Linked DNA regions of Homo sapiens: all the other regions are linked to region 3. Evidence: chromatin contacts called from ENCODE Hi-C or POLR2A ChIA-PET data. All regions are on one chromosome and are shown on one strand. Each heading gives the region's core, a stretch centred on a gene start or an enhancer-like site at or near the end of the contact. The rest is flanking DNA. Distances are from core to core; before and after follow the strand shown.

Region 1 (2,700 bases), core at 106-2,605, 350 kb after region 3:
CAGGCAGATAACCTGAGGTCGAGTTCAAGACCAGCCTGACCAATATGGTGAAACCCCGTCTCTACTAAAAATACAAAAATGGGAGTGGTGGTGCATGCCTGTAATCCTAGCTACTTGGGAGGCTGAGACAGGAGAATTGCTTGAACTCAGGAGGCAGAGGTAGCAGTGAGCTGAGATCGTGCCACTGCACTCCAGCCTGGGCAACAGAGTGAGACTCTTGTCTCAAAAAAAAAAAAAAAAATGGGTGGGGAGGGGGTACCTAGGTGGATCTTTCTGCACTTGGGGGAAAAAATATCTCCAAAAAGAAGCTCTACAAAAGACAGGGGGTTTTCCAAGGGAAGTATTTGTAGCTCAGAGGCTGATAACAGTGTTCATGCCCTGACTGAATTAAAGTCTCCTAGAAATCAAGAAGAAAATCACAGAGACCCCAGCATGGAAATGGGTGCAGCATGTGAGCTGTGAGTGCCCCAAACACAGATGGCCCAGGAACTCAGCAAAGGCTTCCACTTCTTGTTTGACCCAAGAAATGTCATGCAAAGGTGAGACAGAACAACTGCAACCAACTGGAACCATGAAAAATAACTGTAAATGATAATGCCACAGCCAATGAGGGTGGAAAACACAAACTCAATTTTTTAAGGGAAAAAGAAGCTGGCACATCTGAGGGGGAAATTTCTGTCTGTCAGTCCAGAGTCTGCCCTACCAAACACTGACCTTAAGGCCCTTGGTATTCCTCACCTAGAACTGCCTTTTCATTTTCTAATTTAAAAGTCATTTTCATTATTATAGCCATGGCTGTGGCCATGTATTGAACTCTTAAGTGCCAGATGCTGGGCCAGAACATGCACATTGTGCCATTTGATTGTCATAACAATCCCACTGAGATAGGTGCTATTAACCCTATTTTACAGATGAAGAAAGCAAGGCTAGGTAAGATGGAATGACATGGCTGAAGTCACCCAGGCAGGAAGTGGATCGGGATCCACGGGCTGAGCTCTTACCATCAGAATGTCTTGGTCTTCCCCATTGAGGTTGTTGAAGTCCTGTGGGGGTGAAGGGAGAGAAAGGCCCATGAGGCCTTTTGGCCTTAGGCAGCCACCACCCCTCACTGCTGCAGGCCAGTCTTATCCAAGCTACTCACCAGCAAAGGCAAAGGTGGCTGCTTTAAGTGTGTTATAATTTCATCGATCATGTTAGAGCAGTTAACCCAGCTTGTCTTCAAGGGCGTTGTCTGGGTCATGGGAGCTTGGAGTCCGGGGCGGACCAGGAGTTGGAGCAGGAGCAGGACGGGCAGGCGGCTCATGTTTGGATCGGCAGGAGGCACTCTGTCTTGTTCTGGTCCTTCGTGGGGCTCTGAAGAGTTGGCAACAGCCTCCCGCCTTATATGTGCAGCAGCAAGGTGCCCACAACCCCGGGCAAGGCGGGGGGAGGTGGTGGTGTGGGGCAGGCGTCGGAAGGATCTTTATCTGACATGGAACCTCCATAGAAAACCACAGACGTAATTATTCATCCATGACTTTCTAGTACTCAAGATCAGTGAAACAAGAAAAAAGATTACTTAAACGGTATCACTTCATCTTGTCAAGGAGGATGAGAGATGGGAAGCATGGCAGCAGGTGAGAGGACCCCTGTGGCAGGAAGGGGAAGCCTGACTCAGCTCACTGAGGCCTCCTGCCCAGTGGGATCTCATCTGCCATCACCTGGACTACCCTGGCCCTCTGCTGCCCGCCCTGCTTGGTCCTGGTGGGTGGCCAGGAGGCCACTGGAACAGATGAGAGTTTGTCTGGTAGCCGGTCACGCTGCTAAACATCCACGTTCAGCCTCAGGCTCTGAGAAGCACATCTCTTGGTGCCGCTTCCCAATACAGAATTACTGGTGTTCCAGTCCCCAGTGGTTTGTCCCATGGGCTTCGGGCAGCTTCTCCTTGACACTTTGTTTCTGGTGGATGGCCGAGGGCGCTCAGGCCCCAGGTGGCCATTCTCTTACTGGTCTGCTAGCAGTGGCATGGCTGTTCCCTGCGTGTGGGACTCAGCCTCTGCAGGAGGCCCGGCTGCAGCCCCTGGCAGTCCCTCTGGTAGCACCGAGAGCTGAGCTCAGGTACCTGAGGACACTGTCACTGGGAGCTGGGGGAGGGGCTGGCCTGGGAGGTTTAGGAGGCAGAATTGGCATGGTCTGAGGGGTGAGGTCAAGGGAGGAGAAAGGAGAGCAACTCCCTGGTTTCAGACTGGGCCTCAGGCTGCTGGGGCAGGGATTGGCAGGAGACAGTTGTATTGAGAGGTCTTGATCCCCGTCTGTGCTGAGCATGGATTTGCCAGGTGCAGGCCCAGTAGGCAAGGTTTGCAGAGAGGGGATGTGAGTGGGGACAGACCATGGGGAAATCCACAAGGGACCTGAGAAACTGCAGCCAGATAGGAAGCAGGAAACCCAGAAGGGCGGGGGTGGTTATCCCAGAGGGCAGCCCCTGAGAGAAGAGGGGTCCTCCTGATACGGGCCTGTCTTGGGGCCTGCCTGACCCACCCCATGGGGTAGGGGCTTTTGGTAAAGGGATGAGTGTGACAGGGGCATGTGGAAGACTTCTTCAAGATGACTGGCCCCGGGTGGGAGGGAGAGGAGAGCAGTAAGGAAAGGCCAGGGTCTGGGTCATGGTGCGGTGTGTTGTGATCAGTGTGGGGGATGCGGGATAGGAGGTTATGCTGAGGC
Region 2 (2,700 bases), core at 66-2,565, 370 kb before region 3:
CATGGGAAACAGCAACATAGAGAGAGGAGCAAAGTGAAAACATTGTCAGGAAGGTCCAGCGGGAAGTCAGTCCACCTTGGGGACAAGCTACAGTTTGCCTGGGAGAGTGAGGAGGGGAAAGCCAAATCAGGGTGACAAGGTCAAACAGCAGAGAGGGGGCTCCTCTTAAGCCAGGTGTGCTAAGTCGAACGTGGTCTTTAGGCACCTCCAGTCAGCACAAGTTTCTGAGTAGGAGAAACAGGTCAGGTTGCTTCTCAGCATACTGGGGTGAGGGGTGTGTGTGGAGGGTGGACCAACCTGGGATGAGGCCAGTGGGGGGTAGGGGGCAAACCTTGCCACATTCCCAGAAAGAGCAGAGAGAAAGGCAGAGGGAAGAGAAAGAAACGGGGTTTCAGAGGATTTGGGAGCTGCTTTTGTATAGATTGTCAGTGAGAAGGATACAGAACCTCCTGAGGCCTCCGACCCTGGCGTAAGTGTTAATTTTCTGAACGTTTTGAGCAGTGACATTAGCGGAGAGAACGTGCACGCACTGGGAGTGGTCATCCTCTTTGCACAATGGTGGAACCATTAAGACGTTGTCCCAAGCCCTTGGGACAGGCAGGGTGATGGACACTTGCAATCTGACGCCTTGACCGTCGAGCTCCGCTTTTCTATTGCAGGAATCCCAGCCTAAACTGCGCATCCTGCTCGTTGGTTGCACAAGGAGCCGAAGGCTGGTCCCTTGCCCGGGAAGGCCGCCTGGCCGGACGCGCGGGTCCCGCCGGGGTTCCCGCCTTAGCTCCGGCCGGAGCATCAGGTGGGGCCCAAGACACCCGCAGACTAGGCTGCCGCGGCCTCTCCCGGATCCGACGGGTCTCCCGCAGCTTGTCCACACTCTGGTTGGTGGTCCCAGCACATTTGCAGGCTCCAGCGGGTGGAGACGGCTTGGTGGGGGAGATCTCTAGGGCGCACGCCGTGCCCCACTTCCCCCTTACGGGAAAGGCTTTCCAGCGCGCGGACCCAGGAGACTCTCACCTAGGCTCGGCCCCAGGCTCCAGGGGACACGCAGAGGCCCGCCGGGCACCAGCCCCGAGCCCCCCGACACTGCCGTCCCGGTCCCCCAACGCGCGGACTACAAGTCCCAGCAGTCCCCGCAGCTGGCACCTCCCGCCTCGCCGCGGAGACCCCCGGCCGTCCAAGCGGCGGGGCTCCGGCTGCGCTCGTGGCCGGGCCGGGCGGGGAGGCCGGTCCCGCGGGCGGGGGCAGGGGCGGCTCCGCGGCTTCTCCCGCCGCCGCCGCCAAGGGGAGTTTCCAGGAAGTGGCCATATTGGATCCATTCAGCCGCAGCCGCCCGGGCGGAGCGCGTCCCGCAGCCGGCTGGTCCCTGTCGCTGCCCCTGCGCTCGTCCCAGCCCACCCGCCCGGTGCGGAGCTCGCCATGGCGGCCACCGACCTGGAGCGCTTCTCGGTGAGGGCCCCGCTGGGCCACGGCGCGCGCGGGAGGCGCGGGGCGCAGGAGGGGCCGCCCTGCAGCTGGCGGGGGGCGCGAAGCGGGCTGTCAGCGCCTCACGGCCGGGCCTCGACACCGGGCCAGCTCGAGGACCCCGGCGCGGGCTCTCGGCCGCGCTATCGGGGGGTCCCGGAGCGTCGGGCGGCCTGCCTTGCCGGGCGGCTGGTCGGGGTCGCTTCCTGGGGCGCAGGCAAGGCTAACCCCTTTCGCGGGAAGGAGCAAAGACCCGCCTGGCTCCGGGCAGGTGCGAAGATAGAGTGGCGCCCGCGGGGCCGCAGGTGAGGGTCCGGGACACTCCGGACCCTATCGCCCAGGGTGTTTCTTTCTGCACACTTGGGGAAGAGTCCTAGCCGCACAGGTGCTGCGGGATAGGTACAGCCGGGGAGGATGGAGGCCCCAGGATCCGAGAGAGTCTCCCACACGAGCCCAGGACAGTTGCAGACTTGAGTCCTGAAGACCCTTGGCCTGCTTTTCCTTCCTCCCCCGCTCCCCTCTGCCCCGCTCCCCACGCCGGAATCCTGGGTGCGACTCCAGGCAGGTCAGGCCTCAGTGGTCGGGTCTGCGGCAGCCATTCGCCAGGAGCTGGAGGGATTCCAGACTCAGCCCAGTGGGCGTTTATTTGGGCTCCAGTCCAGGTCCTCAGAAGGTTGATGTCCCTGGTGGTCCCTGCAGGGGTCTCACTGGGCCTGAGCCTGCCGACAGCCAACTTACTAAAGGCTTTCATAATTCACTCGCGGGAGGGAGGCCTTTGGGGGGTTGTATCTGGACATCCCCTGCTGTCTAAGGCTGGATCTGGGTGTGTCTGGGAGGCTAGGCTGTGACAGTGAAGGAAGCTGTGTCCTCTTGCCAGCATGTAAGGCCCTGGTCGGCTGGAAGGGGGAGGAGGGGGAGAAGGAGGAGGAGGAGGAGGGAGGCCCAGGGCTGTTGGAGGGAAGGGGGAATTCTGAATATGTGAACGATAACGAATTGGTTCTGGGGCTAAATAAGGGAGCCAGGACTTATGTAATTAATGCTATAAATACCGTCATCCCAATTTATATATGTAAATTTTCCATTTAATCTGAAAATACATTTCTTATTCTACTTTGGAAATGTGCATGACTAAAGCAGGAGCTCTTGGTTTCATAATTTCTAGACTCGGGTGTTTTATTCCCATTGGAGAGGGGGTCGTATGTCAGTTAAGTAAGTTTAAATACATGAGGAACAGATTCA
Region 3 (2,700 bases), core at 84-2,583:
CATTTTCTAAAAGCAATCAGTACTCAACACCATCCTGCTGAGGTAGGGCAGCGGCGGACTCCATGTTTTGAAACTTAGGAACTTAGACCATCTTTTGTCAAATTCAGATGGTTTTCTCAAAGTAAAGATCATTCAAGTTTTGTTTCAGTAATGGGCCGTATGATCAGATCTGTGTGATTAGGCTGAATTCATTATTATTGAGACAAAAATTGAGTTAAAGGGGATTCTTGGTATTGGCCTGCAAAACCTGTCATAACTTAAATGTAAAGTTTCTGATGATTTAGTCACTTTACTCTCAGCTCTTAGCTCTTTCACTCACCTGTCCTTGTTCTACACAACCTGCCTGATGGGTAACTTGAATACATATTTTCTCTCTTCAGGGGATGGGAACGCCCTAAGGGCAGGGGCTGTTTCCACAGCCCTGGGGTGGAACCCCCTTCCTGCATACCAAGAATGAGTTGGCTATACTTGACGAAGGGCAAAGACAAGGTGGCACGCATCTTTCATGCTTCTGCTGGCAGATGCAGTGGACTGGAAATTTCCTGGTCTGGGAAGGACTCGGTCTGTGAGTGCACCTATCCCTGACATCTATGCTAGCCCCGGGATGGGGGCCCCAGCAGAGTAAGGCCCTGACTTCACATGGACAGGGCCAGGGCAAGGGGGCCACATCCTGGCCTAGTTGCTCTCCATGCCCGTGATCAAGGGAGATGAGCTGCCAGCTTGCTCGGTCAAGGAACACTTGGAAGGCACTCCAAGTGCCCCCAGGTGCACCAGATCTAGGAAACTTAAGCAAACTACATGAGGTATGGGGTGGGGCCCAGTGGGAAAAATGAGTCTGACAGGTCAGAGGGAGTAGATTATGAGCTCAGGTTAGGCATTCTGTTCAGCATTTTACGTACACCCTCCCACTTTTGATTTTTACCAACACCCAGGGAGGTCGGTGCTCTACAAAAGGGAAAGGCGTGCTCAGGTGGCCCGACTTGCCACGGTTCCAGCTCGACCCCGGGCTGCTAGCCCCTTGGCACGCTTGTCTGAGGCCTCCCAGGTCTTCCAGCCTGGCCTGGAGGCTCAAAGCCACGAAACCCAAGGGTGCCGCTTCTCAGGCCCTCCCCGCCCCCACGGCAGAACCCCTGACCCTGCCCGGGTCAAACGCCTGGCGTCGGGCCCGCCGGGTCCGCAAGGAGGAGCCCGCGAGGCGGCCGCGAAGGGGCTGTGCTTACCTCGCCCGGCGCGGGTTGCGGCCCCAGGGCCCGCGCTCCAGGCTGGCGGCCGCTGCATTCTGCGCCCCTCGCCTGAAACGGCAGCTGCGCCAGTCCTGGCCACGACCGCTTTCATTTTCCTCAACGACATCGGCAGGAAAGCGAAAGCGAAACCCTCCGGGAGGCGGGACCGGGGCCGAGCGCGCAGTGAACGCGGGGCGCGCGGCGGGCGCGGGCCGGCAGCCAGAGGCGGGGGCCCCGGGCTCGGGTCTGCGCGTGGCCTGGCCCGGTGGCGTTCGGGGTGGAGCTGGGCCAGCCGAGTGCCCGAGAGCTAGTCCGCCACGCACACCTGCCTCGGCGGGACCCGGGCCCGGGCTGGGCGGGAGGCTGGGCAGGCCCGCCGTAAGTGGAAAGGCGCCCGCGGCGCTTCGGCCGACCGGGACAGGTTCCTCCATCTGCCCTTCATTCAGCGTTTACTTGGGCCTGTGGCTGGCAGCCGGCCCGGGACCTGACCGCTGGCGGCGCCTCGGGCTCTGGCCTGAGGAGGCAGATGGCAGCCTGAGCAACTGGGACCAAGCCTCTGAGGAGTCCCCGTTGGAGGGGACTTGACCATGAGGTACCAGGCATCTCATCTGGGGTCAGCGGAGAACCCAAAAGTCAATGACGTCGGTGAAATGGGGGTCCCTTCATCCGATAAGAGAAACTGGAACAGCAAGCCTATGGTTTGGACTCCCTGGTCTAAGCGGTGCCCATCAATATCTAAACATTTAGAGATTCCAGGTTTCAGTGTCTGGCCGTCTCTTACTGTCAGTGATTTGGGGCAAAATATTCAAGTAGTTAGACTTAATTACTTCCCCTGTGGGATGGGAATAATAATAATCATACCTACTGCCAGAATTTTAGGAATGAACAATAGAAGGAAGAAAATACTTAAAATTTTCTGACAGCCTCTAAGTGGGTTCCTTGAGGGCAGCAACCAAGTCATTTACCTGGATGCTTGATAGACATTCTCTAATGGCCAGTCCATCAACTTGGAGCTATCTCCATGATAACAGGTTAGTTGTCAAAGTTTGGACAATATTATCTGGAGTTTAAAGACTGAGGAAGCCCTGCAATTTTTTTTGGAAGGTGTCTGAAACTTAGCCTGACAATTAGCCCCCACAATTATGCCACGGAACCAGGTTTTTGTTAGAGTGGAGCATGGCCACAACGTTTGATGGACATTCCTACAGCGGTGTTCAGCGCTGGCCACTGAGGTCTGAAAATACTTTTGCAAGCATTTCTATTCACTTGCTTTTAGAAAACATTGGTAAGACACCATACTCCAAACACAGTTTGCCCTGTCTGTACGTTTGTTGCAAAGCAAACATAAAAGTTTTTGCCATAGAGCAAACACAGAGCAGTCTGTTATAACTGGAACAAGAAACCAAAATGAGCTATTAAATCTGCCCAGAGTCACTTTGGTTTACCTGTTTGTAATTTGGGCACATTCCCTGCAAGA
Region 4 (2,700 bases), core at 42-2,541, 310 kb after region 3:
CTGCAGCCCTGCCTCCCCAGCTGCAGGCCAGAAGCCAAGGAGGCCCTGAGTACTGATGTTGGGCCCTCTGGGTGCTTCCCTTGTTTGTGGAACCCCACAGCCCCATTCCAACTTCTTGAGCACTTTGCCTACCCCAGGAGATTTAACTGGGGCAAGAAATCCTGTAAGATCTCAACAAACGGACGTGGGTAGAATAGCTCCCAGAAAATCTACTCAAGGGAAGACCCATGTACTCCAAGGTATCAATAATGGTGAGGGACTCAGTCTGTAACTTTCTAGGACAGTTTCATTTCATTTTAAAAATTTAAGATGAAAGAGTTTATTAATGGAAGTAGTTCATGAAGCACCTTCAGGAAACCACACAGGACTCAGAGCTCCTTGCCTTTAGAAAGACAGGACTGTGTCAGCCTGTGTGGCATTCACACCTGGATTCCCAGGGTGGGCTTCCCTTAGAAAGGGAGAATTAGTTGCAGCCCATCTCTCTGTGGGAATCTCACCTGGTGAGCCCCTTCTCCCAAACTCCTAGAGTGTCTCACCCCAGCTCCTGGGCTCGACTGGTGCCTCTGAGGAGCGTACCTGCTGTTGGAATTGGCGGAGCGCTGCCAGGCTGAGGAGCGAGGAGAGCCTGCCCCTGGGCCCTGCCACCAAAGCCATGGGGGCAGTCGCATGCTTTGCTTGTCAGTTGGTGGCATTTAGGTGGCATTAGGAATGTTTGTTGTTTCTAATTATTTGTTTGTTTGTTTGTTTATTTGAAAGTAATCCCTCTTTTTCCAAAGGCCTGCATGCTGCCTTGATTCTGGAGGAGCCAGGGATTGGCCCAATGACCCAAATGTTTGGAAGTCTTTAAGGGCCCTTTTCATGCCCGTGAAGTCACAGAAGTAGGTAATCACCCACCTACCCTCCCCAGGTACCCGATATTGATGTGGGTCAGAGGGGGCTGAGAAATAACTCAGCCTCAAAGCCTTAGACCGTCTTCTCAGGGTGTAACCGTCATCTCAGGATAGACAATTCAGGAAGAGGATGCCTTGCCACACATGAGGAGGTGGGAGTGGCAAATGAGCAGGCGTTGCATTCAGGGCAGGTTTAGAGGAAGGTTTGGCAGGTGAATGATGGTTTGCGTACAAACTACAGACAAGAAATTGAGAGGACAACTGGGTATAGGTGAGGTGACTACTCTGCCCTCAGAAAAGTGGAAGTCTGAGTTCATGGGGGAATGCCTCTTAAATAACACAGATGGGCAAACTCCAGACATTAGTGAAACCTTCTTCGTTAGACATTCTTTTCAGGGGTTTCTCATACTTCCCCAATCACCTTAATCATCAGTGCTGACCACAACTGATACCTTTCTGGGTGACTCAAGGCCAGTGCTCAGGCGGGCCACCGTGTGTTGAATCCAGCTGAAGATGCAGGTGCAGCTGGAGGAAGGACTAGCCCTGAATGGGCACCAACCCCAAAAGAATCCACTGACTGTCACTTAGGCAAAAGTTCCGCAGTCACATTGCTTTTGGATCCTCCGCCTCACTCTTCCTGAGAGGTATTTGGTGCAAATAGCCGGACCTCTGGAGTGGGAGACACCTGACTCCAGTTCCTGCCACTTCCTCCTTCCTGCTAGTTGCCAGACCTTGGACAGTTTGGTAACTTTGAATTTGCCCCTGTCAAATTCATTCATTTACTCATGCACTCACTCACTCATTCACTCAACATAAATTCCTGAGTAGCTTCCATGTGCCAGGTACTAGTTTAGGTACTTGGGAGTGATCAGTAGAGGAAATAGGTAAGTGTTCCGCCTTCAGAAATGTGTATCATGGCATGGGAGGTACAAAATAAGCAACAAAGCTGTTAACAAGTTAGAAAGTGGTAAGTGCTATGGGAAAAAACAGAGCAAGATAAGCAGTGCTTGGAGTGGTGGTAGAAGGGGCTGCAATCTTAAACAGTATGGACATGGCAGATCTCTGAGAAAATAACATCTGAGCAAAGACTTGAAGGTGTTGAAGGCGTTAGCCCCTTTTAGGCACAGGGAAGAGCCAGCGCAAAGGCTCTGAGGCTGGTGTGTTCAAGGAGCAACATGGAGGCAAGTGTGGCTGGAGCAGAATGAGTGAGCAGAGAGGGTCACAGGGGAAAAGAAAGTGATGGAAAGATAAAGGGGAAGATGATGCGGACCTTGCAGGCCACTGTGGGAACTATGGCTTTTCTGTGGTAAAACACAGAACTCCAAGAGGGTTTTGAACAGAGGGCTATGATCTGACTAGAGCATAACAGGATCACTCTGGCTGCTGAGTTGAGAATAGATTATAGAGCAGGGAACAGGTAGAAGCAGGGAAATTAGCTAGGCTTCCACTGAAGTATATTCTAGAAGATAATAGTGGCTGGAATCATCATGGATTCAGTGGAAGTGGGGAGAAATGAGAAATGTTGGATTCTGGACCTGTTTTGGAAGAAGAATCATCAGCATTTGCTGATGGCTTAGATGTTGAGTATGAGAGAGAGATCAGAGTTAAGGATGACTCCAAGGGTTTTTCTCTGAGCAGCTGGAAAGAAGGATTTGACCTCAACTGAGACAAGAAGACTATATGTGGGGCAGGCATGAAGGGGAAGATTAGGAGTTCACTTTAGCACACATAAAATGGGATAATTATACTTCACAGGCTGTAGTGAGGGTTAAATATGATAATATATGAAAGGTCTTAGTACTAGCAAGCT

What was found. Hi-C counts contacts between places; a loop is a spot of excess contacts on that map. ChIA-PET counts read pairs that join two places held with the same protein, here RNA polymerase II (POLR2A). Pooled maps may share reads with other maps.
Region 1: a loop to region 3 is called in a map of mammary epithelial cell, with 5 times the contacts of the local background. The contact joins the promoter of IL3 here to the promoter of CARINH in region 3. A Hi-C loop is called at or near these places in 2 of 168 maps with a recorded cell type or tissue (K562 and mammary epithelial cell) and 5 of 50 pooled maps.
Region 2: a pooled map shows a loop between it and region 3 (2.2-fold over the local background). The contact joins the promoter of SEPTIN8 here to the promoter of CARINH in region 3. A Hi-C loop is called at or near these places in 2 of 50 pooled maps. POLR2A ChIA-PET finds 5 or more read pairs at or near these places in 2 of 52 experiments (B cell and activated CD4-positive, alpha-beta T cell).
Region 4: a map with no recorded cell type shows a loop between it and region 3 (5-fold over the local background). The contact joins the enhancer-like site here to the promoter of CARINH in region 3. A Hi-C loop is called at or near these places in 1 of 168 maps with a recorded cell type or tissue (CD8-positive, alpha-beta T cell), 9 of 37 single-sample maps with no recorded cell type and 12 of 50 pooled maps. POLR2A ChIA-PET finds 5 or more read pairs at or near these places in 1 of 52 experiments (activated B cell).

The regions. Positions count from the first base shown.
Region 1 is chr5:132,059,310-132,062,009 of GRCh38, reverse strand. IL3 (interleukin 3) reads right to left here and starts at 1,355. Exons shown (of 5, transcript NM_000588.4): 1 at 1,142-1,355; 2 at 1,002-1,043. The coding sequence starts at 1,303. LOC105379174 (a long non-coding RNA gene) reads left to right here. Exons shown (of 5, transcript XR_001742531.2): 2 at 402-539.
Region 2 is chr5:132,775,854-132,778,553 of GRCh38, reverse strand. It overlaps SEPTIN8 (septin 8), which reads left to right and starts at 1,315. Exons shown (of 10, transcript NM_001098811.2): 1 at 1,315-1,446. The coding sequence starts at 1,417. RefSeq lists silencers at 995-1,044, 1,135-1,544.
Region 3 is chr5:132,409,562-132,412,261 of GRCh38, reverse strand. It overlaps CARINH (colitis associated IRF1 antisense regulator of intestinal homeostasis), which reads right to left and starts at 1,333. Exons shown (of 4, transcript NR_161242.1): 1 at 1,221-1,333. RefSeq lists silencers at 1,035-1,324, 1,395-1,694 and an enhancer at 1,935-1,984.
Region 4 is chr5:132,099,487-132,102,186 of GRCh38, reverse strand. No RefSeq gene overlaps it. Among named protein-coding and RNA genes, the nearest start is that of CSF2, 27 kb to the right of the region's middle. Within about 2 kb of position 1,291, at least 4 of the 41 ENCODE cell types and tissues checked have a DNase peak (open chromatin) inside an H3K27ac peak, as active enhancers do.